Linked DNA regions of Homo sapiens: regions 1, 2, 3, 4 and 6 are each linked to region 5. Evidence: chromatin contacts called from ENCODE Hi-C or POLR2A ChIA-PET data. All regions are on one chromosome and are shown on one strand. Each heading gives the region's core, a stretch centred on a gene start or an enhancer-like site at or near the end of the contact. The rest is flanking DNA. Distances are from core to core; before and after follow the strand shown. Region 1 overlaps RORA (RAR related orphan receptor A). Region 2 overlaps RORA (RAR related orphan receptor A). Region 3 overlaps RORA (RAR related orphan receptor A). Region 4 holds the start of RORA-AS1 (RORA antisense RNA 1). Region 5 overlaps RORA (RAR related orphan receptor A). Region 6 overlaps RORA (RAR related orphan receptor A).

What was found. A loop is a pair of places that touch in the nucleus more often than their neighbours do. ChIA-PET counts read pairs that join two places held with the same protein, here RNA polymerase II (POLR2A). Pooled maps may share reads with other maps.
Region 1: a pooled map shows a loop between it and region 5 (6-fold over the local background). The contact joins two enhancer-like sites. A Hi-C loop is called at or near these places in 1 of 168 maps with a recorded cell type or tissue (naive thymus-derived CD4-positive, alpha-beta T cell), 17 of 37 single-sample maps with no recorded cell type and 16 of 50 pooled maps. POLR2A ChIA-PET finds 5 or more read pairs at or near these places in 3 of 52 experiments (H1 and activated naive CD4-positive, alpha-beta T cell).
Region 2: a loop to region 5 is called in a map with no recorded cell type, with 6 times the contacts of the local background. The contact joins two enhancer-like sites. A Hi-C loop is called at or near these places in 2 of 37 single-sample maps with no recorded cell type and 9 of 50 pooled maps. POLR2A ChIA-PET finds 5 or more read pairs at or near these places in 1 of 52 experiments (activated T-cell).
Region 3: a loop to region 5 is called in a pooled map, with 3 times the contacts of the local background. The contact joins two enhancer-like sites. A Hi-C loop is called at or near these places in 2 of 37 single-sample maps with no recorded cell type and 3 of 50 pooled maps. POLR2A ChIA-PET finds 5 or more read pairs at or near these places in 5 of 52 experiments (GM12878, HEK293T, T-cell and 2 more).
Region 4: a pooled map shows a loop between it and region 5 (5-fold over the local background). The contact joins the promoter of RORA-AS1 here to the enhancer-like site in region 5. A Hi-C loop is called at or near these places in 6 of 50 pooled maps. POLR2A ChIA-PET finds 5 or more read pairs at or near these places in 2 of 52 experiments (activated CD4-positive, alpha-beta memory T cell and naive thymus-derived CD8-positive, alpha-beta T cell).
Region 6: a pooled map shows a loop between it and region 5 (9-fold over the local background). The contact joins two enhancer-like sites. A Hi-C loop is called at or near these places in 1 of 37 single-sample maps with no recorded cell type and 9 of 50 pooled maps. POLR2A ChIA-PET finds 5 or more read pairs at or near these places in 3 of 52 experiments (GM12878, H1 and activated T-cell).

What each region holds. Positions count from the first base shown.
Region 1 is chr15:60,915,518-60,919,057 of GRCh38, reverse strand. The region is part of intron 1 of RORA (RAR related orphan receptor A); the gene reads left to right. Among named protein-coding and RNA genes, the nearest start is that of RORA-AS4, 150 kb to the right of the region's middle. RefSeq lists an enhancer at 2,113-2,222. Within about 2 kb of position 1,442, at least 23 of the 41 ENCODE cell types and tissues checked have a DNase peak (open chromatin) inside an H3K27ac peak, as active enhancers do.
Region 2 is chr15:60,505,929-60,509,566 of GRCh38, reverse strand. All of the region lies in intron 5 of RORA (RAR related orphan receptor A), which reads left to right. All of the region lies in intron 2 of RORA-AS1 (RORA antisense RNA 1), which reads right to left. Among named protein-coding and RNA genes, the nearest start is that of RORA-AS1, 29 kb to the right of the region's middle. RefSeq lists an enhancer at 1,285-1,394. Within about 2 kb of position 1,631, at least 3 of the 41 ENCODE cell types and tissues checked have a DNase peak (open chromatin) inside an H3K27ac peak, as active enhancers do.
Region 3 is chr15:60,566,189-60,569,872 of GRCh38, reverse strand. All of the region lies in intron 2 of RORA (RAR related orphan receptor A), which reads left to right. The region is part of intron 3 of RORA-AS1 (RORA antisense RNA 1); the gene reads right to left. Among named protein-coding and RNA genes, the nearest start is that of RORA-AS1, 89 kb to the right of the region's middle. RefSeq lists a silencer at 1,309-1,603. Within about 2 kb of position 1,557, at least 5 of the 41 ENCODE cell types and tissues checked have a DNase peak (open chromatin) inside an H3K27ac peak, as active enhancers do; they include GM12878, where a contact is called at or near this core.
Region 4 is chr15:60,477,397-60,480,654 of GRCh38, reverse strand. RORA-AS1 (RORA antisense RNA 1) reads right to left here and starts at 1,477. Exons shown (of 6, transcript NR_120342.1): 1 at 1,257-1,477. ICE2 (interactor of little elongation complex ELL subunit 2) reads left to right here and starts at 1,513. Exons shown (of 16, transcript NM_024611.6): 1 at 1,513-1,652; 2 at 2,586-2,718. The coding sequence starts at 2,678. RefSeq lists enhancers at 1,712-2,239, 2,562-2,681.
Region 5 is chr15:60,718,332-60,721,661 of GRCh38, reverse strand. The region is part of intron 1 of RORA (RAR related orphan receptor A); the gene reads left to right. Among named protein-coding and RNA genes, the nearest start is that of RORA-AS2, 38 kb to the right of the region's middle. RefSeq lists enhancers at 303-412, 443-532, 1,003-1,052, 1,093-1,142. Within about 2 kb of position 1,366, at least 5 of the 41 ENCODE cell types and tissues checked have a DNase peak (open chromatin) inside an H3K27ac peak, as active enhancers do; they include GM12878, where a contact is called at or near this core.
Region 6 is chr15:60,546,353-60,549,808 of GRCh38, reverse strand. The region is part of intron 2 of RORA (RAR related orphan receptor A); the gene reads left to right. The region is part of intron 3 of RORA-AS1 (RORA antisense RNA 1); the gene reads right to left. Among named protein-coding and RNA genes, the nearest start is that of RORA-AS1, 69 kb to the right of the region's middle. RefSeq lists a silencer at 1,432-1,481. Within about 2 kb of position 1,573, at least 4 of the 41 ENCODE cell types and tissues checked have a DNase peak (open chromatin) inside an H3K27ac peak, as active enhancers do.

The DNA of each region.
Region 1 (3,540 bases), core at 193-2,692, 200 kb before region 5:
AAGCCGCATGTCTTTTCGTAGCATCATAAGTAGATGGAACCTACCACCTCCTCTGCTTCTGCCTTCCTTATATTCTCTTGGTCCCCACAGAGCAGAGGACAGGCAGTCATTCAGTCTCCTGGGTTTCGTACCCCTTAGCTCAAGCACGGGCTTTCTGAGCTTCCTTACTCTCTGCCTAACAAGTTGGTAATTCCTGGCTGTACCCTGGCTCAACAGACCTGAAGACTAGCCTGGTACAGCTCAGGGCCTGCACCCTTTGCTCAAGCTCACACATCTCTTTCTGCTCCCTCCCTGTCACCAAGGCACCCCAGACATGCCCAGAAACAGGACAAACCTGCACAACTACATTCTTCACCTGCCAGAAGAAGAAAAAAAATATTTCTGATATCTCCAAGGTTCCTGCTTTTCTGTCAATTGGGAATGAAAAGATAAAGTCCCTTTCATAACAACATTTTCTTACAAAGCCACAACTAATCATGTCATTAATGGGTAATTCCAAGGTAGCTAGTTGTTGGTAATCATGCATCTCCAAAGTGCCCAGTTTCTACATGGCAATTCCAATCGTAATTACCATGAAATTATATAACTGCAAATTATCCTGCCGTGTGAGTGGTGTAAATAAATACGTACCTGCTCTGTGATAATAAACATGAATGACATGGTTAGTTAATTAGTAGCCACTGGAAATTCACTAATGGCCTACCAAACCAGTAACTTTCTCCTGAAGAGGGAAGAAGATTGTTGATGTTTGTTCAGTTTGGCTTAATCAAGGCTTTAGTGAAGGCATTGATACTGCCTGCTCTTTGTTTTCTCATGGTTCCTTGAATCTGGAAAGTGAGGCTCTGTTAAGTTAGCAACCAGGACTTTCCAAAGACATTAAGTCCCACACACTAGTTATATGACTTGGGGATGGTGCTTAATCCTTCTGAGCCTCAAATTCCTTCTCTGTAAAATGGGAGTGATGCCAACTTGATGGCAATGCATACCTCCTGGGGTTGTCGAAAGGATTAGATGAGGTTACGTACAGGGACACATGGTATAAACTCTCCAAGGTTTGCTGTTACTGGCTGAGAATGGGAAGAAAGCCCAGCTTCACAGGCCATCCCACTTTTGTGCTCAGAGGGCTGCGTCTGATTCAGTTGGGTGTGAAGCACTATAGCAGAGACGCTGTCACGCTTTGTCACTTGAGGGTGGCAGATTGAACCCAGCACTGAACTCTTACCACTTTCCAAAGGGAGATTATAACTCCACTTCCATCAGGAAATAAGGGCCGATGCTTCAGATGCGTGAGGGAAAGGGATTACACGCAAAGAAACTTAACTCCTGAGAGATTATATTCTCAGCCCTTGCCTTTAACTGGTAAATAAATCAGCCAAGAGTACACTGACCAGGAAAAACACCAGTTATGCAATGCGAGGGCTCTGGCCCAGCAAACACAGCTGCCCCTCGGCCGACGTTTCCCTACTTTCTCCCAGATAGAGCTGCTCGTGGATGCCTCGTCAGTTAGGAAAATTCCAGAGGGAAAAAGTGGGACAGCACCCAGCAGTTTCCCGGGAGTGTCTAGGCTAGGCTCGTAGAACTTTCAAAAATAAGACCAAGAAAGGCCACTTTCCTTACGACAGAAAACTAACGCTGTTACTCTCCTTACATAAGGGCTGCACCTTGACACACAGAAAGCTACTTTCAGGGATGATAGATTTATATTCCAAAGGGCTACTAAACTTGTAACCATAGTAACAAACAAAGCTATTACATAAAATGGCTTTGCCACGTAAAAGCAATAATTATATTAACCAGATGGGAGGAAAAAGGAGAAGGAAGTCTGATCAATGTGGAAGGCACCAGTAAATTGGATTGAAAATGCATGACATTTTCCTAAATTACATCTGTTTGGGGAGGCGGGTAGGTGCCCAAGGCTGAAGAGCTGTGATGAAGTTGGGTCCAGGCCCCACCAGGTGGCAGTATGCAGAAGTTGTTGAAGCAGCTCCTCTGTTGAGGGTTTTGGGCTCTGGAAGCCGGATACTTCTTCAAGGCTTGATTTGAAAGCACCACCCCCTCCCATCACCAGTGCGATGGGGAATTTCCCTGTCAACACTAACAGTGTAGAACTGGCCCAAATTAGACTTTATTAAGAAGGATGTTGGTTGAGAAATATTCTAGTTGCAATAAGCAATGTATGCTAAGCGAAACATCAGCATGTTCTGATTAGGCCCTGAGTGTGTGATACAGATCAGGGCTCACCGTGCAGTTAACTCCTGAGTTTCTACCCTGATCTCTAACACTTGACCTTAAACTTAGCTGCATGTCAGAATCACCTGGGGGTCAAGAGGGGCTTTAAAAAATACTGATGCCTGATGCCTGAGTGTCATACTCACCTATCACCTTTTCTGATTTAATTGAATGTGATGTGGCCTGGGCATTGGTATTTAAAAATATATATATATCCAGGCAATTCTAATGATATTTTCGAGGGATGGATGAGTGGTAAGCTATTTATTAAGAGGAAGCTGATGCGAAATATTCAGAATTGGCATATTTCGGGGCAAAGGGAGCTAGGGACTGACTTCCTCATCGACTGCTTCCTCTTTTAGTCAAGTGGATAGATCTCTGTTTAATTATTCCAGCTCAGAAATACCAGCTAAATCACATAGAAAATGTTGTCCTGATGTTTTAGACTGTCTGCACGTTTGTCATAGAATACCAGGGTCTCTTCCCTTGTTTCCAATGCATTGTGAATCTCAGTGAAGTTGCCACCTGTGCAATCCCTGGCCAATCAGATCTGTTCCTTTACAAGGCAGGGAGGATTACACAACACAGACGCATTGGAGGGAATCTGAATATCTAGCTAGATCTTGTGTAATTTGACCCAATCAGTCAAACGACACATACAGGAACAGCCCTGGGAAAAGTGTAAAGTCGGCAGAACTGCCTTGTCTCCATCACTCCTCACCTCCCCCTCCAGTGCCCCACCCAGTGGATTTTAAACCTTTCTTTCCTTCCAGTCAATTTGAGATGTGACATGTTGGTGAGTGAAATAATGGGTTAATCAGGGAAAGAAACACCCCCATGTCTCTGCTGTTTTATGAACTTTTTCTAATAGCCTTCCTGTAGGAGCCCTTATTATGTGAAGCGCAATGTGCTAAGTGCTTTATCTCATTTAATCTTCCCAGCAAATTCATGCGGAAGCCATTATTATCTCCATTTTATAGAAGAAGAAACTGAGACTTGAAGAGTGTAAATATGTTGTTCTTGGCCCCACAGCCTGTTGGGATTTGAACCCACATTCGAGCGAGCTAGAATTCTGATCTTATGCTGCTTCCTCTTCCACTTCTTCAAGCCGAAGCTTCCTCATTTCACTGCCCAATAATGGAGCCAATAGCCACATGTGGCTATTTAAATGTAAATCTAAATTAATTAAAATGATATAAAATTAAGAATTCAGTTCTTAAGTCATACCGCATTTCAAGTACTCAGTAGGCATATGTGGCTAGTGGTGAACGTACTGTACTGTGCAGAAATAGAGTATTCGCGCCACCATGG
Region 2 (3,638 bases), core at 382-2,881, 210 kb after region 5:
ATCCATAGGCCTTAGGCAAAGCGTGCCCTTGAACATGGCACTTTGGCTAAAAAATGCACTCATACCGAAGTGGGGCCAGAAATGGCTGAGCCGATTCCCTGAGGCTCCCGGACAAGTCAGCTTCCTCTTCCATGGTCTCACTTTCCAGTGCAGTCTGGGAGCCCTGCCCCCTCATGCTTGCTCTATGTGCTTTTAAATTAGGGATTTTTCACAGGTGTTGTGGTATTTACCAAGATAAATTAAATGAGATCATCACTAGGAGAATTCCCAAACCCAAAACTAAACTAGCATTTATCTGGAAAGTATATAATTGGGCTCTAATTCTCTTATCCCATTTATACATGCAAAGTGTTTCAGGGAGCTAAGAGTATCATGAAAGTGGCCCAAGTCTTGTTGCTGCTTCTCCAAAGCTACTTAAATTTCCCTGGTATTTCTTTTGGGGCTTAAAGCCTGCTATCTCTTTAACTAAGACTCTTGACTTCATTTTAGGCTAAACTTTGTCATCAGATTTTAAACAAGTGAAACCAATTGTATAATAGGAAAATAAATTATAAACCAACACATCCTAAGTCCAATTCTCTCTTTCAAGTGTAGTATGCACAACCTATTACTTTTAGTGAAAAATATGACTTCATCCTTGGCTAGGAAATTTTGCCCTTGGTGTACAATTAGTACCTGAATTAGACATTCCAGATAAACGACCTAGGTTTTAAGTGCAAATTAGGTTTGTTACTATAATTGATATCTAAAGCTTTGCGCAGGAGAAACAGCTGATATACTGGGCAAAGCATGAGACAAGAAATCCGCTTATATGGGTTGTGGTCCTGGCATTAATATAAGTTATACAACCCAGTATACACCACGTAACATCTGCGAGCTGTAGTTTCTCTACTCCTAGAATATAAAGGTCTGTGTCTGAATCATAGCTCTGCTACTTGCCAGCTGTGACACCTTGAAGAAGTCACTTCACTGTGGTTCAGTTTCCTCCTCTGTAAAATGGAGATAATACTAGTACCTTTCTCTTGGGGTTGTTATAAGGATTAAGTGAGAAAACATACATATTCAGGATAGACACAAATTATGTGGGACTGGCATATAGTGAATGCTATATGTGTTAACTGCTATCATAATTATTAATGTCATTATTATTTGTTAAACAAGGACAGTTTGGACCAGATGCTATCTAAAGTTCCTTCCCACTATGAAAATCTGTGACTAACTCAGAAGCGAGGACTTCCCATCTGAAGTATCGAGGCGCTGGCTGTATTGCTGAAGCAGTCATGGTTGGGGCACATGACTTGCCCCAGTCACAAAGTGAGGTAGACTATAGATTATCTGCTGAGCTCAGACAGAAGCCAGGTCTCCTAACTCCTAGCCCAAGGTATTTCACTATTCCAGACTTTATCTGAGAGACCACGCTTAAATTCTCGAATTTTATTCAGCCTGACCATACTCGCCTTTGCTGAAATGGAGATTTAAAAATAGCAAAGTGTCTAAAATCTTACACTTGCCAAATCGACTATGAATTGGAATGAAAGGCTGTTGGTGAGCAGATGGTGTGAATGCAACCACTGCCCTCTACTGGTATGTCAGGTACACTGCATGATTTGTTGTCTCACTTTTTATTGGCTGTTTTAAATAGGTAGGGATAAGTGGCCACAGTTTCTTAAGACAAAGTGAAACCACAAGATGCTAAGTATCTTATTAACTAGAAATGAAACATAACCTGGAAGGAAATGATATGAGCCTCTTCTCATCCTTCACTCCACAGCATCCCCCCCTACTTCCCTGCGAAGACTCTTCATCTTCATCATTTTTTTATCGGCAAAAATTGGTTTACATTCTAGAAACGACCTTATATAGTGAGAGTTCTTTCCAAAAGAGGTAGTTCACTACCTTATTTATGTATTTTCTTGTTTCTTACTCCCCATTATTTTTGTCTTTACTCACCTATTCTCCAGCGTCATTGATTCTAAGACATGTAATTTACTGGCTTCTCTCTCTCACTCTCAGTTTCTCATTCTTTCCTTTACATTTGTTCTTTTATTTGTGTTTTATTTTTTATGTTATTTATTCATGCTGTTTTAGTGTCTATGTGTTGCCAAGTAGGGCCATTCAGGTTTATTATGTTTCAGTGTCTCTAAGGAGATTCTGGTTTCCAGCTCCATTTAGGTGAACCTGCTCTGTTTTCACACAAACAAGTCTGCTTCTGTTTGACAAAAGCAGTAACAAATTTCCAAACAAAAAGATATTCTCCCTAGTGTTGCCAAGTTTGCATTCAGCACCGTTCTTTTAAAATGACTTGCCTATTCTATACTCAAAACCCTAGGGAGAGGGATCATTTTTTGATATGGTTTTATATTCATGGGATTTTGTCAATTCTTTTAAAAAATACTTCTTTAATCATCCTTCCCTTCCAGAACAATTATTACCAAGCTGCTCCAAATTGTTAGTTCCTGGCATCTAGATTCTAGCAGCCTTCTATGTGGTCCTCCTGCCTGAGCTTCTCTGTGCTCCAATACACCAAGCACAAAACTGCTTGTTCCATTTCCCCAGATATAATTTTCTTTTTTTTTTTTTAAGAGGGAGTCTCGCTCTATTGCCCAGGCTGGAGTGCAGTGGTGTGATCTCGGCTCACTGCAACCTCCAGCTTTCAGGTTCAAGCGATTCTCCTGCTTCAGCCTCCCAAGTAGCTGGGATTACAAGCACCCGCCACCACGCCCAGCTAATTTTTGTATTTTCAGTAGAGACAGGGTTTCATGATGTTGGCCAGGCTGGTCTCGAACTCTTGACCTCAGGTGATCCACCTGCCTCAGCCTCTCAAGTAGCTGGGATCACAGACAGCCAACACCACGCCAATTTTTTTTTGTATTTTTAATAGAGACAGGGTTTCACCATGTTGGCCAGGCTGGTCTTGAACTCCTGACCTCAAGTGGTCTGCCCAGCTCAGCCTCCCAAAGTGCTGGGATTACAGGCGTGAGCCACCACACCCAGCCAATCTCTTCCTTTTCTGACAGCTTCAATTACTTTTTTCTTTCTCTTCTTCTGTAATTCAACTTTATACCTTATTATCTAGACTTGAATTGTCCTTCCAGTGTGTTCATACGTGTTCACCAGATTACAAGCTCCTAGAGAAAACTTCTTTGGCCTCTAGGTCTTTCATATCTTCAAACTCCTTATGCTCAAGTATAATAATAACTAATATTCTGTAGCACATTCTAAGTAATCCTCCCCATTCTAAGGGCTCAACTCTTTTAATTCTCATGGCAGCCCTGTGAAATAGGTACCATTTCCCTCATTTTACAAATGAGGAAACCAAGCACAAAGAGGTTAAATAACATACCCGAGATCACACAGCTAGTAAGCAGCAGAGCTGAGATACAGACTCAAATGGTCTAGCTCCAGAGTATGTGGCTTCACAACTACACTATGCATAGCCACATGGTAGGCCCTCAGTAATGCTTGTTCTGCAATTTGCAGGAAAAACAAAAGAAATACCTAGTTGTCACCATAAAAGAATATCATTTTCTAGTTTTTCAAGAATAAGAATAATCCTTCCCAGGTCAATGTTATGTGGCAGATGTGTCTTCATAAAAATGCCAAGAAGAAGCACCACGTCAATCATTTCCTATGTCTAT
Region 3 (3,684 bases), core at 308-2,807, 150 kb after region 5:
AAACCATATTGGCTTGAATAGCTTCCATTGATTTGTGAATAAAAGAATGCTTCAGCTGCTTGGCCCTGCTCTCTGTACGTTCTTTGTCGCCAGTAGGTTTAACTTACTCAAAACCTTCCTTGTCTGCATCCCTCTTTTACCCTTGTATTGTTCATCCTCCCCTGTTCAAGCCATTCACCCTTTTGAGCTGTCGTTACTGTAAGGGAGTGACTGCTATTTCATTTACTCATTATTTACTGAATGAGGAGACTAATTGTCATTTTTCTTTGCTGTTGCCCTGTTTCCCCCTTTTAACCACCACCCTTCCGCCCCTTTATGGTGAGGACCAAAATCACTGTTGTCATTAGCTAGCCTGTATTGAGCATCTACTACATATTTACTAAGCATCATTCAGAAGACTTGAATTTTGTAAAAATGAATCCTTTGGGTTTTTTCTTTTCTTTTTCTTTTTAAAGAGACAGGGTCTCACAGGCTGGAGTGCAGTGTTGCCATCATAGCTCACTGTAACCTGGAACTCCTAGGCTCAAGTGATCCTTCTGCCTCAGCCTCGCCAGTAGCTGGGGCTACAGGCATGTGACACCACACATGGCTTTTTTTTTTTTTTTTTTTTTAATTTTTTAAAGAGATGGAGTCTCTCCATGTGGCCTAGGCTAGTCTCGAACTCTTAGGTTCAAGCAGTCCTCCCACCTCAGTGGTTTCTTTTGAGAAGGAGTGCAAAATGAACAAGGCACTTTCGTTGATTAATTTAATTCAACCAATTTTCTATATATAATACCTCTTACCACAAAGAAATGATTAGATTCTAAATGCCAGAAGATAGAGGTGTGAAAAGACACTAACCACAAAAAGGCCTTTTGTAAATTGTATTGTCAGCGTATTTTAAACTCCAGGAAATGCCATAATATTGAGTTTTTTTTTTTTTTTTTTTAGCGCAAAACCATCTAAACTGAAATCCATATGAAAAATATCAAAACTATTCAGTCAACTTTTACCTACTTCACTTTGTCATCAACAACTCCCTGTTCCGTCCTTGCAAAGCAACTAATCTTTTTTACTTGTACTAGGAAAACATATAAAACCATCCTGACAGTTTGATAATACAACAACAGTGCTTAGATTCAAGATAAATGTATATTACAAGAAAAGTGAAAGAAGCTCTCAGGTGAGTGAGCTCTGGGTCAAGGCCCTTCGAGCCAAAGGAGAGGAGGTCCTGGACTTTGGTCTGATGTGTTCCAGGATCTGTGCCTGGCCTGCTTCCTGCCTCCCATAGCAGCAGCAAGTCCTGCTTTCCCCAGTGAGATCTCGACTAGACTTCCCCAGTGCCTTGTCAGAGAAAAGGGGCTTCTTCCTTCCTTAGAATCATTCTGACACCACACTGAGCCGGGGTATGCAAACAGGGAGGTTTGGGTCTTGAGAATAGATCATGCAAATTTCTTTCTTGTTTCCCTTAACTACATCAGCAGTAGAGAGCAGAGAAAGCCTTCACTGCCATGCTGCCTCATGGAGGTGCTGAAGTTTCTCCCAGGTAGGAGAGGACTTTGGGCTTCTTTTGGCATCACTACCCTCAGGATGCCTGGCTGTTCCACCTTTCTGTGGGTGGGGCAACCCTTGTCTCTGGCAGAACAGAAAGGTGCACAGGGGCAGAGGTAACAGCAGGAGACATAAGCATTGTCCTATCCATTTTCCAGCAGAGCACCACTGTCCTATCCAGAGCTTATTTTCCTGGAAACCATTCTCTCCATAAAACAGTGGTTCTCAACTGGGGGCACTTTTGACCCCCAGGGAACATTTATCAGTGTCTAGAGAGATTTTTTGATTAATACAATTCGAGAGTGCTATTAGCATCTAGCCACAACAAAGAATTATCTCACACAAAATGTCAGTAGTGCCAAGGCTGAGAAACCCTGCCACAGAGCATGCTTTCTACCTTCTGTTCATCATAGGCCCCTTACATATGACATCTTCATTTTCATTTTCAACCCAAACACATTTTATTTAACACCGTATAACTTCAATTTTAAGTAAAGGAATAAATGGAAAACTTTATTGGCATGAGAAAGAAAAAAAGGGAAAGTAATGCATTACCAAAAGAAGCCGGAGATAATCAGTATGTATGAACTCATGCAATGGTAGAATTATTCTTGCTAATAAAAGAGGGTATCGGCTGGGCCTGGTGGCTCACACCTGTAATCCCTGCACTTTGAGAGGCCAAGGCAGGCGGATCACTTAAGGCCAAGAGTTCCAGACCAGCCTGGCCAACATGGTAAAACCCTGTCTCCACTAAAAATACAAAAATTAGTTGGGTGTGGTGGTGCATGCCTGTAGTCCCAGCTATTCGGGAGGCTGAGGCAGGAGAATCACTTGAACCTGGGAGATGGAGGTTGCATGAGCTGAGATCACACCACTGCACGCCAGCCTGGGTAACAGACCAAGACTCAGTCTCAGAAAAAAAAAAATAATAATAATAATAATAATAATGATAATAAAAGAGGGCATCTCTCTAAAAGAAAAGGTGCAAACCCAAACATTTAGTGCCCCTAGGCAGGTGGTGTGAGTGTGGCAGGTAGAGGAGGCACTTGGACCGCTGGACGGCACATATGCTTTGGAAAGGGAGCACCTCCCTTGGCTCTGTCGCCGTTTGGAATAACTGGTCTGTCATCACCAGGTCTTTTTTTTTTTTTTAAGAGAATCTATAAATCTGAACTTTAATGTGAAATTCCCTGGTTATTAATGGCTAGAAACATATTTTAAAAACTCATAGGCTAGCTCGTTATGGAAGCAGATTAATGGTTTTGGCTAGTTCATCTTTGTTAGTATCTTTATCATTATTGAGATTGTGTGGTTGAACATTGGACAGATGAGCTCTCACACGTAATCTAAACAGACTCCTTTCTGTTCTGAAGGCTTAAGTCACCTAGAAAATAAGTCCAAACTCCTTAACAGAGTATTCAAGGCCCTTTAGGATTAGGTCCCGCCAACCTGGCTACCCACTTTCCATCCTTATATTGAGCCATTTGCTCCACTCTACCCTGCCCTTGAGACACAGTGAGCCTCTCTTTGAACACATCACGCATGTTCATGCTGGGACCTCTCCTTGGCTTTTCTTCACTCCCATCGCAACTTTCACTGCCTAGGGAAGTGCGATATTCATTCTCTGTGGCCCAAATCAAATGACAAATAATCTTCCCGAATTCCCTAAAAGAAATCTGGTTTGGTATATTCTGTTATTATGATCTTTATAAGTTGCTACCATGTATTCATCTAGTCATCTCCCCAACCTCAAGTAATGTGTAAGACTTGGAGGCTAGGAACCCAACTTTATTGGGAAGCCAACTTTATTGCTCTATTTTTCATATAAACCTAGCTTTCAGTAAATTTAAATCACCTTCTGCTTATCCATCCACCAGTATGCACTGTGATTAATTAACAAGGCAGTTTCTGCATTAACACCAAACTTTCCCTCTTCCCTGCCTATGACCAAGTTTTCAAAAAAAATTAAAATAACATTAAAATGTTATTAACGGCAAAAGGGAATTATTTTTTGAAACATCTATGATTTTTTACTAAGAAAAAGGAAAACTTGAGTGATGAGTAATACTTATTAAACATTTGGAATAGCATTAAAATAAGTATTTTTACAGAGTTAAATATTTGCGTCTATACTTAGATGTATAAAATACTATT
Region 4 (3,258 bases), core at 228-2,727, 240 kb after region 5:
GCATGCACTTGTAGTCCCAGCTACTAGGGAGACTGACGCAGGAGAATCGCTTGAACCCAGGTGGCAGAAGTTGCAGTGAGCTGAGATCACACCACTGCACTCCAGTCTGGGAGACTCTGTCTTAAAATAAAATGTAGAACATGCTTCCCTAATAGCACACACTAGATTCTGTTTATGCAATAAGTTTATGCAGTTCCTTGTATTAAAAAAAATTATAGGAGGCCATTGTTTAGAACTTCTGCACTAGACCCCAAGAGACCAGACTAAAATAAAAATGGTATCACTCAGGCTCACCACACCGAAACTGAGTTATGTGGCCCTCCAAGAAATCAGGAGACAGAGGTAACAGGCCAGTTTCAATTTTCAATCAGCAAGATAATGAATTTCCTCTGTTTTAGTCCCTACAGCAAAGAGTAACTTGAAGTAACCTGATGTTAACCAATCAGTTATCTTTCTATTGTACTGTCTGTCTCCACCTTACCAGGAAAGTAACTTTGAAATGATCAATCTGCTTTTTGTTCTTTGTTTCTACTTTCTACAGACCTTTTTTCTGTCCGTAATGCCAACCTCCTCTGTTCCACTCATTGGGACACTCATTCCATTTTATGGAATGAAGTGTTGCCTGATTCCAGAATCGCAATAAGGCCAACTGAGATCTTTAGATGTGTCAAATTTTTGTCTTTTGACACTTGTGCTGGTCTGTCTAGAACGCCCTTTCTCTTCATTCCACATACCCACATTCTTCAAATGAGCTCACACGGCAGGTGCTCAGTGCAGCAACTGACATGTAAGTACTCAATACTATTCAAAACTGCGTTTTGTCCCTCACACTAGCTATTCCTCTCCCTCTAACCTCAATCTATACACCTTTCTTATGTAGTTTATTACTTTCTATTGTATTTAATGTAAATGTCTTAGATTGCCAGAGATCCAAAGCACTGGAAAAATCAGTATTCAGTCTTAGTCCATGTGTACCCAGCACCAAGCACAAAGTACTCTGTTTACGGTCAATAAATCTTTCCGTAATGGATGAGAACAAAACTAGTGTTTGAACTCACAGCTAAAACTGGATGGGGAGTGGAGCGGAGGTGAAGGAGCACTTAATGAGGCCCTACTATGTGCCAGGTACTGTGCAGAGCACAGCTTCTTCCTTTGTTTCATTTAATCCTTTCCAAAAAACCGTATGATGCAGCAGTAACAATTTCATCTCCATTTTACATATGAGGAGTTTGGGTTACGGAAGTCAGGAAACTTGCCTGAGGTCACAACCAAGTATGTTTGGGTCTTTCCAGTACCGCACTTGTCGCTTGTCCGCCTTCCAATTTATCACTCCCCTCCTCTCCCCGACGAAGGTCGAGGACTTTCTAGGAAAACACGCAGTCTCCAACCACTTCCGCCTGGCGAGCCCAGTCTCGCACTTCGCTGCCAGAACCACAGCGAGCGCTTGTGGCGGGAGGAAAGGAGGGGAGCAGCCGTCAAGACGCAAGGCCCCGCCCACTATGTCGCTGAGACGTCATCACGCAGGGCCGAGTCGGCGCGGCCACATCCTTTAAATATGGTCTTTTTTGGGCGCGCGCGACAATGTGAGGAGTGGGGTGGAGCGTGTGTGGTGTGTGGCTGCGGCCTGGGCAAGAGCCGCCGCGGACCATGAGGTGGGCGGAAAGGCTGTGTTGCAGCCCAGACGCGGACGGGAGGGCGCTGCCGGGCCAGCGGGCGTGCTCATGCAGGGGCGGGAGGAGGGAACATGGCGGCCGGGCCAGGACCCTTTGCTCCTGGCTCTGCGCGGCTCCTACCCCTGCTTTGCTTGCCCTTTTACCTGCTTTTCTGGAACCTTGTTTCCCCTCTCTTTGCGTCCCCTTTCCCTCAGCCGTTTCTTTTGCCTTCCTCGACTATTCCCCCCCAGCTCCACACTGGGTCGAAGTGTGAGAGGTAGATTAAGTGGGAGCCGGTCGGGCCCGTTCGGTGTCGAGAGACCGACTCCTAAATTTGATTAGGTTCTCGCAGGTCACTTTATCAGTCTGCCTGGGGTCACAGGAGAAGTACTGAACATGAGAGATCAAGCCTGATTTGTAGTCCTGATGATGTCTGTAAGTGATCTTGTGAAATGTCACTTAAGTTGACCTCAAGTCTTCTCAAATGTGAGGTTCTTTGTGAAAGGCCTAAGATTCCTGATATCGAGGTAGCTTTTGTCATAAAGTGCCTGCCAGAATCTGCCCCATAACAAAGCATGGTCGGGAAAACAAAAGATTTATTTTGGCAGTAAGGGAATGGAAAACTGAGTTGACTTCCCGTTCCATGCCATCAAGTGGCCTAGTATGTAAGCAATGAGAACACCGTTCTGTTTCAGCTCTTATTTCCATAGTGAGTGTCCTGAGAGTAACACTCCCGGCGTAGATTAAATGGAAAAGGGCTCGTCCTGTATCGTCATTGCTGCTCTGCTACAAAGAACCTTGGGTCTGCTGTATTCTGTTTTAGGTGCCACAGTCTGTTGAGGGTAGATGTTTAGGGAGAGATTCTTCCTCACCTAATAGCACCTGGCCTAGCCAATCACTTGCTTTTGATCTTGGCCTTTTGTTTTTACTCAGCTGAGTAAGTTCTGGAGGGATCCTGCCTCTTGGAGCCTTCGCAGCCAGGCAGCTGTGAACTGTGAGCTAGAGTGAAGCAGAAATCTAGGAAGATGAGCTCCAAGATGGTCATAAGTGAACCAGGACTGAATTGGTGAGTTGTAGCCACTTTGTAATCCACTGAAGAGGAGTGTAGTGGGGCTGATGGTTGACATAAGAAAATAGATTTCTGGCATAGAGAGATTTGGAGGAAACAGAAAATACAAGTTTAGGGTCTCAGAATTTACCCTATCCTCATCTTCACATACGGAATGCTAGAGTTATGGCTGACTGTACTTCCACTCCTATAGTGGAACAACACAGTTCAGCACTCAAATTATTTTTAGGTATAATTCCCTCAGGTATTTATTGTTGGTCTCCTGTGAAGGAGAGATACTGGAATTTTCTTGAGTCCAAGAACCTTGGCCCATTTCCATACAAGTAATAAAAAAGACCCTCTTTAAGAATAGACATGCTTTTTGTTATATTGAAATCTATATCAAATGATATAAATGCATAGACTGTATTTTAAAAGTGTATGAGAACTTTGCAAATAGAGAACCTGGTTAAATAATATAGTGGTTTTGTAGCCATCTAGCTAATACATGTGCTGCTTTAGTTCATTTTAACACACATTTACTAAGCCAGCCAAGGA
Region 5 (3,330 bases), core at 117-2,616:
TTTTCCAGCCATTATTTTTTCTTACTAGAAGAGAAACTTGTTTACTAGCAGTTAAGAAATAGCTATTTACCAAGTTCTTTGAGGGTACCCAGGTCTGCCTGCCCCACGGCACTTCATACTGTGAATTCCACATAGCAGTACTCAACAAATCTGGTCTGTATGAGTAAATAAATATATACTTAAATAATGTGCATGAGAAAACATAAATAAGAATATTATTGTAATGGAAGCCCAGCCTTGGTCTCCTCAGGGAGGTGCTTGGCTATTGTGGTTTCAATTTCCTCTTATCTATTTGTGACTTAGAACATACACTAGGCAAATTTATTTGTCTAGCTCTTGAGACCATGTGTAAAATAACAAAACTGTTTTCTGATCACTCTGATTTTTTGTTAATTTGGACTGCTCTCCCCGCCCGGCAATTGGTGCAGCTTAATGAGGTCATTTTTGTGGATCCACCGATCTCTCTGCGAGATGTTTAGTCAAAGAACCCACGGCCTCTGTTTCTCTCTTCTGCCCCTGACTCATTCCATGACCTTTAAAACGAAGGCATCGTTACCCCAGGAAAGGAGGTTGTATTGATTGCACTTGAGAACTGAGGTTTCTGTGTTTCTCTGTTTGTTTGATTGATGGTGGATGATGCAGGGAAAACAGTGTGCGGGGAGACTCTCAGGTGTGGGGGCAGGAAGTAGTAAGTTCGAGAGTACCACAAAGTTCTCCAGGCTGAACCGAGAGCTGGCTGGGGGTTTTGGTTACATTGTGCTTGAAAGCCCTAGGAAGCCCCCAGTCGAAATATGGCAAATTCAAATGCAAGGAAAGCTGAAGAAGTCATACCCACAAACTCTGGGAAATTACAGCCGCCCGTTATTAGTCATTCTTACGGGCAATAGAGAGTGTTGTTTTAAAAAATTCAAATCTGGTGCTATGAACAAAGACCTGTTCTTTCCTGGACCAGATAATCACTGCCAGGATCGATTCGAGAAATTAATAGGAGGCCTTGTCCTGTGCTGCCGGCAACTTTGTTTCTTGTCAAGTGCAGCCCTGCACACAGGTGTCCCTAAGTTCCTGGGGAACCATCAGCACCCAGAATACCACAACACGTCCTTATTTACACACAAATACTGAGTTCCTGAGGCAAGAGGGAAGGGCGTGACCATGAATGGAAGTAGCCACCAATGAGGATGGTTAAATGTACCCTTGATAAAAGGTGACTGGGTTCGTTCCAGTATTTTTATTGGACAGTCTGGGTTTTTCAATGGTTAACTTAGATTATGTTAGCTATCGTCTGCCTCTTTCTGCTCGCATTAAACTTTACAACCCAAATAGGACTCTCGCATGCCGTCTTGCCGTCAGGGCGAGGACTACATCTTGTGGGGTGAATGGAGGCATCAGGCTAGCTCCCGTATCACAGCCCATGTATTCAGGTGTGTTAGGCCTTAAGGGACTCAAGAGACCTTCATGGGTGTGAGATGCTGATCCTATGTCACAGAAGAAGCACCTAGGGCAGGTCATGGCCTAGTGTTTACAGTAACACACAGCAGTATGAGAAACTCGATTTTAGGCTCCTGCTTCCTGTTTAGTGCTTCTTCCGTCTTCAAAATGCCGCCTCTTTCTATTTTATGACAAAGACTGGAAAAGGAACAATAAAGGCTGGGAGGTGGGGCTTTGTAGACTTGAAATACCTCTCTAGCCAGGTGGTATATTTTGCATTGCTGAAAGGCAACACTGCAATGTAGCTACGCCCCGTATATTTAGAGCAAGCTAGCTTCTTCTGAAGCACACAACATGTTTACCTGTGAACCTCCACCCCCATCCCAAAATCAATTTTTCCGGTACCCAAGCACCTCCACCAACCCTTGAAGTAGGAGTCTGCAAGGTGAATTTCCTAACAAGCTGACTTTTCAAAGGTTTTTCAGCTCTCAAAAACATGAAAGCTGTGTTTAAAAATTTAAGGGTCTGATATGTACCAGTTCTGTGGAGCAGCAGCAGGACGTAGCTTTTTGCAGTGCCATGATTCCCCAAACCCCAACTCTTTAAATTAAGATGTTTATGACAGCTGCTTGTGCTTAAAGGAATGCACATAAGATTGGCCATTAATTACTGCTCTCGGGTTTTTGCACCTATTCTCTGCATTTCACGGCAAGAGTCAGTATTGTTGTGTAAACTATTTTTAGTGCTTTTTAAGAAACCCTATATTTTGTGGTTTTGGATTTTTAATCTTTTATTGTGAAAATTTCCAAAAATACTCAAGTTGAGAGAAAGTGCAGTGCTCCAGTGAACCCATCATTCAGCTTCAATGACCATCAACATTTTACCATCGTTGTTTCACTTACCCCTCCTGCTAACACACACACACACATTTTTTTATTTTGCCGAAGTATTTTAATGAAAATCTCAGACATCATGTCATCTCAACACTAAATACTTCACTGTATATATTTTTAAATATGTTTATATAACTATAATGCCATGATCAAACCAAAAGAAAATTAATAATTCTTTAATGTTATATAATATTGAGTCCATATTCAAATTTACAGTTGATTTGATCAAGTAAAGACCCAAACAGTTTTCATCAGGCCTTTTGCATCTTTAACTAGAAATGCCACACACACACACACCCCCCCCACACACACACACAAAGCTGATTGATTATCTTTTTAAAGAGCTCAAGGCCAGTCCTTGAACTCTGACCTCTACACCTCACTTTCAGAACGGCACGGGAGCCTGTACTAACCAGAAACTTTGCCTAGGTAGTAATACAGAGCTCTGTGTCAATTGTGGAAATCCTTCACCTTTTAGAATTATTTTCTTGTGGTAAATATTTGTACAATTCCTTTTGATTTTCATCAGTGAAAGGCACAGGGTCTTGATGTGCCTTTGAGAGATCCTTTTCCACATATTAATGACTTCCTCATCTGCTTCCTGCCAAGTTTTGTACTTTGGGTTAGAAAGAGGTCAAGACATGGATGGTTAGATGAATTCCTTGTTACCCGAGCTTTGTGTATTAATTTCTCACTACTCCACTCTGGCTCTAGTTAGTCTTTTAAAGTCAGTTTGCAACATGGTGACAATTTTGACAGGAAAGTCAAATTTAGCTAACAACCGTTATTCAATCGAATGTGATTAAACCACAGACGGATACCTTTCATTCATTTAGCCAGAAAACCTTCTTATAGAGTGTTTTTTCTATTCAATTTGTAAATCTAACGTTTTTTCATTTACCGGACTCATTTTTAAAAGTGAGGAGTGACCATTTTCTAAGTGAATGTCTTTAACTCTCTGCTGTCACCTTCACTTTGAATTCCCCAACAAGAAAACCACCTTTAGAAT
Region 6 (3,456 bases), core at 324-2,823, 170 kb after region 5:
ACAATACACATAGTAAAATATGAATTTTATTGTTTGTTTTGTTGATTGGGAAGGAGATGGGAGGGGGTGGAGAGTGACGTTATAGTTTGAATTTATAATTTGAAAGCAGAGAAAATGGATGAAATAAAAAGATTACCATATGAGTATCACCAGATCCTCCCTCCCACACACACATACCTATCCCCAGGCAATCTTTCTGTGAGAATTTACCTTGGTGTTTAAAAATCACGGCAATATAAAAGTGATATTAAAAATAGTATACTACCACTGTAAGAAGTATGACAAACATGTGAGATCCTGAGAAACTGCAGAATATTTTCTCATTCAAAGTTTAGTACCTTGGTCTTATAGTGTTTGACACTAAAAAACATAGCAAATACTCTTTTATATTTAGCCTATTCCGTGATGCCTTGTTTCTTAAATTAATTCATGGGCAATGAATGGGGGAGGAAAAATAACAACAACAAATATGCCCTGGTGATATAGTAAATGCCACTTTCCAACACTTGCTCGCTACCTAAGAAAATCACTTTATTTTCTTCTCTCATGCCCAGCTTGATTGCAGAGAGCAAGAGAGTAGATGGAAACTGTGGGGTTATTTTTTAACGTTATATCATTAACTCCATCCAACACAACATGCTTAATTCCTTGTTTCTCGTAACTTTGGGATGAAGTATGGTGTTTTGTTGCCTGTTTACAAAATAGGCGACAGACACAGAACATAAGAGCTGCTACATATCATAGAACATATCGAGAATGCCAGAGATTTTTCCTGTTTTCTTCCACAAGACCATGTTAAACTGTGTGTATCAAGTTTAATAAGAGCAATGTAAAGCTACTTGATTACATTTTTATCCACAACATGATTTTAAACTAATGCTATTGGCCAGGCGCGGTGGCTCATGCCTGTAATCCCAGCACTTTGGGAGGCCAAGGCGGGCGGATCATGAGGTCAGGAGATCGAGACCACGGTGAAACCCTGTCTCTACTAAAAATACAAAAAATTAGCCAGGCATGGTGGTGGGCGCCTGTAGTCCCAGCTACTCGGGAGGCTGAGGCAGGAGAATGGTGTGAACCTGGGAGGTGGAGGTTGCAGTGAGCCGAGATCGCGCCACTGCACTCCAGCCTGGGGAACAGAGCGAGACTCTGTCTCAAATAAATAAATAAATAAATACACTAATGCTATTTACCGTGAAGTGTAGTAGTTATACTTCGTGCCTCCCAGCACTTGAGGGTTTCATCATTGCCTTACAGTATTTCTCAGAAAATAACACATTCTCCCCTGGAAATTGTTGGCTGACTTTAGCAAATTCAGGCCACCTATTCATTTAAGACTGTTGTGTGTGTTTGATTATCTAGAATGAATTGCCTTAAGAGTCTCTTTTGGAAAAGTACTAGCACAGTGCCCGAAATGCCAGGGAGTGGAAAGTCATGGTCTCGGCGGGGAAATGACTGCAGTGTTCATGGAGACAGTGTTTTCGCTTGGCTGACATTAATGACAACCCAATGCTATGTGCTCACTGAGTGTTTTCATTTCAGAAGAGCATCAAAACCACTGAGTCCTTTCAAGTCGTCTTCTTTTACTGTGAAACCAGAAACCATGCCGACGACTACTTTCAGTAATAACCTGTGTCCCAACTGCAGGCTGAAGTAAACTTCTTCTCATATAATTTTCTAATTTCTGTGTAGGGGTAGTTGTAGCAAACAACTTAGTTTCTTTCAGAGCGTGACTTCAGAAAGCGTATTTTCATGCAGCAGTGATGGGTAATGAAATCAGAATTTCCACAAAGTCTGCCCTAATTGAACAGCATTATCAGGAAAAATAAAACATGAGACTCAGAGTTTTCTCCCAAAGTCATTTATGTTATTAGGTAATGAAGCTGATTTTATTTTAGCAAACGTACTAGGAGGTATACTTCCACGTGAACATTGCCCCTTCAAAGCAGTCAACTGGAAAGGCTGAATGTCCGTGCCCATAACGCTGTCACTGCCAAAAGCTAATATATAACTCTTCTTCTGAAATGGCTTTCACCTCCTTCAGCAATGTTTTCATATTCTCCATAGTGGCCATAGTTCTCCTAGAAAAGTGAGCTTGATATTTGAAAACAACCAATAGTTAATATGCTGAAAAAGGTAAGTGAAGAAACCAAACCAGGCCATTTTCCTTAAAAAAAAAAAAAAAAGGCCAGTCATGGTGGCTTACACCTGTAATCCCAGCACTTTGGGATGCCAAAGTGGGTGGATCACCTGAGGTCAGGAGATCAAGACCAGCCTGGCCAACATGGAGAAACCCGTCTCTACTAAAAATACAAAAATTACCCAGACGTGGTGGTGGGCGCCTGTAATCCCAGCTACTCGGGAGGCTGAGGCAGGAGAATCCTTTGAACCCTGGGGGAGGTGGAGGTTGCAGTGAGCCGAGATCACGCCGCTGCACTCCAGCCTGGGTGACAGAGCGAGACCCTATCTTTAAAAAAAAAAAAAAAAGGAGGAGAGGGACTATAAAGTACAGCTGTGTCTTATCTCATTGGCACTGAGAGCAGCTGCATAAGAAGTAGCTCCAAGTAGTTTGGGGCAATGACAACATAAGAACTTTGACGCTCAATCCTCATTTTGGTGTCAAGGTTCCTGGAGCCAGTGAATTTGTTGGAAGAAAATATTGGCCACTAGCTTTCTTCTAGAACATTAATAGAGTGGATGACAATGAAGACAACAAAGAGCATTCGAAGGCTATCATCCACCACAACATAGGAGCATCTCCACGCCCACAGTACGTGTCAGTTATCCACATTACCCCACTGTTGATCGTACACATCTTTGGTTGTGTCAGAACTGCTACTCCCCTAACAAAATGCTACGCAAGCAGTGAGTGTGGGAAGCTGAAGGGAGGGACAACACGAGGGAAAATCCTGCTCAAAAGAACACAGAATGGTGACTTTCATTGTCATAATCTGATAGTAATCACGGACAATTCTGACTTCAGCCACCAGTTCAGAAATCACTAAGAGGCAGGAGAGTTTGATCATGAGGCCGCTTGGTGCTTTTACTGCAGTCACACAGAATTCCCTGTTTCCAGGCTCAGCAAACCTCTGTTACGCAAACTCGGGTTGAGGACAAGGGTGTGCTGGGGAATTGGATGTAAATTTTAGTTGTGACATTGAAGCTTTCCCCACAGGAAGTCCTTTGGAACTATCATTTTATTCCATTTTATGTTTAAAAATATAAAAATGGGCTTTATTAAAATCCCATTTTTTTAAGGTTTATGAGCTGTTAGTGAAGACTATACAGAACTGCTACCTATTTTCCTGTCTCTATCTGTTTCTCCTGGGAACTGTTTTGGCTTACCGCAGATGGAGGAAAAGAGCCACACTGGAGTGAAATGAATGACAACATTCCCGGAGAAGTCTCTCACGATCTCAAAATCCTTGGCCCACTGGTCATTTATAGCCACTGCTAAAG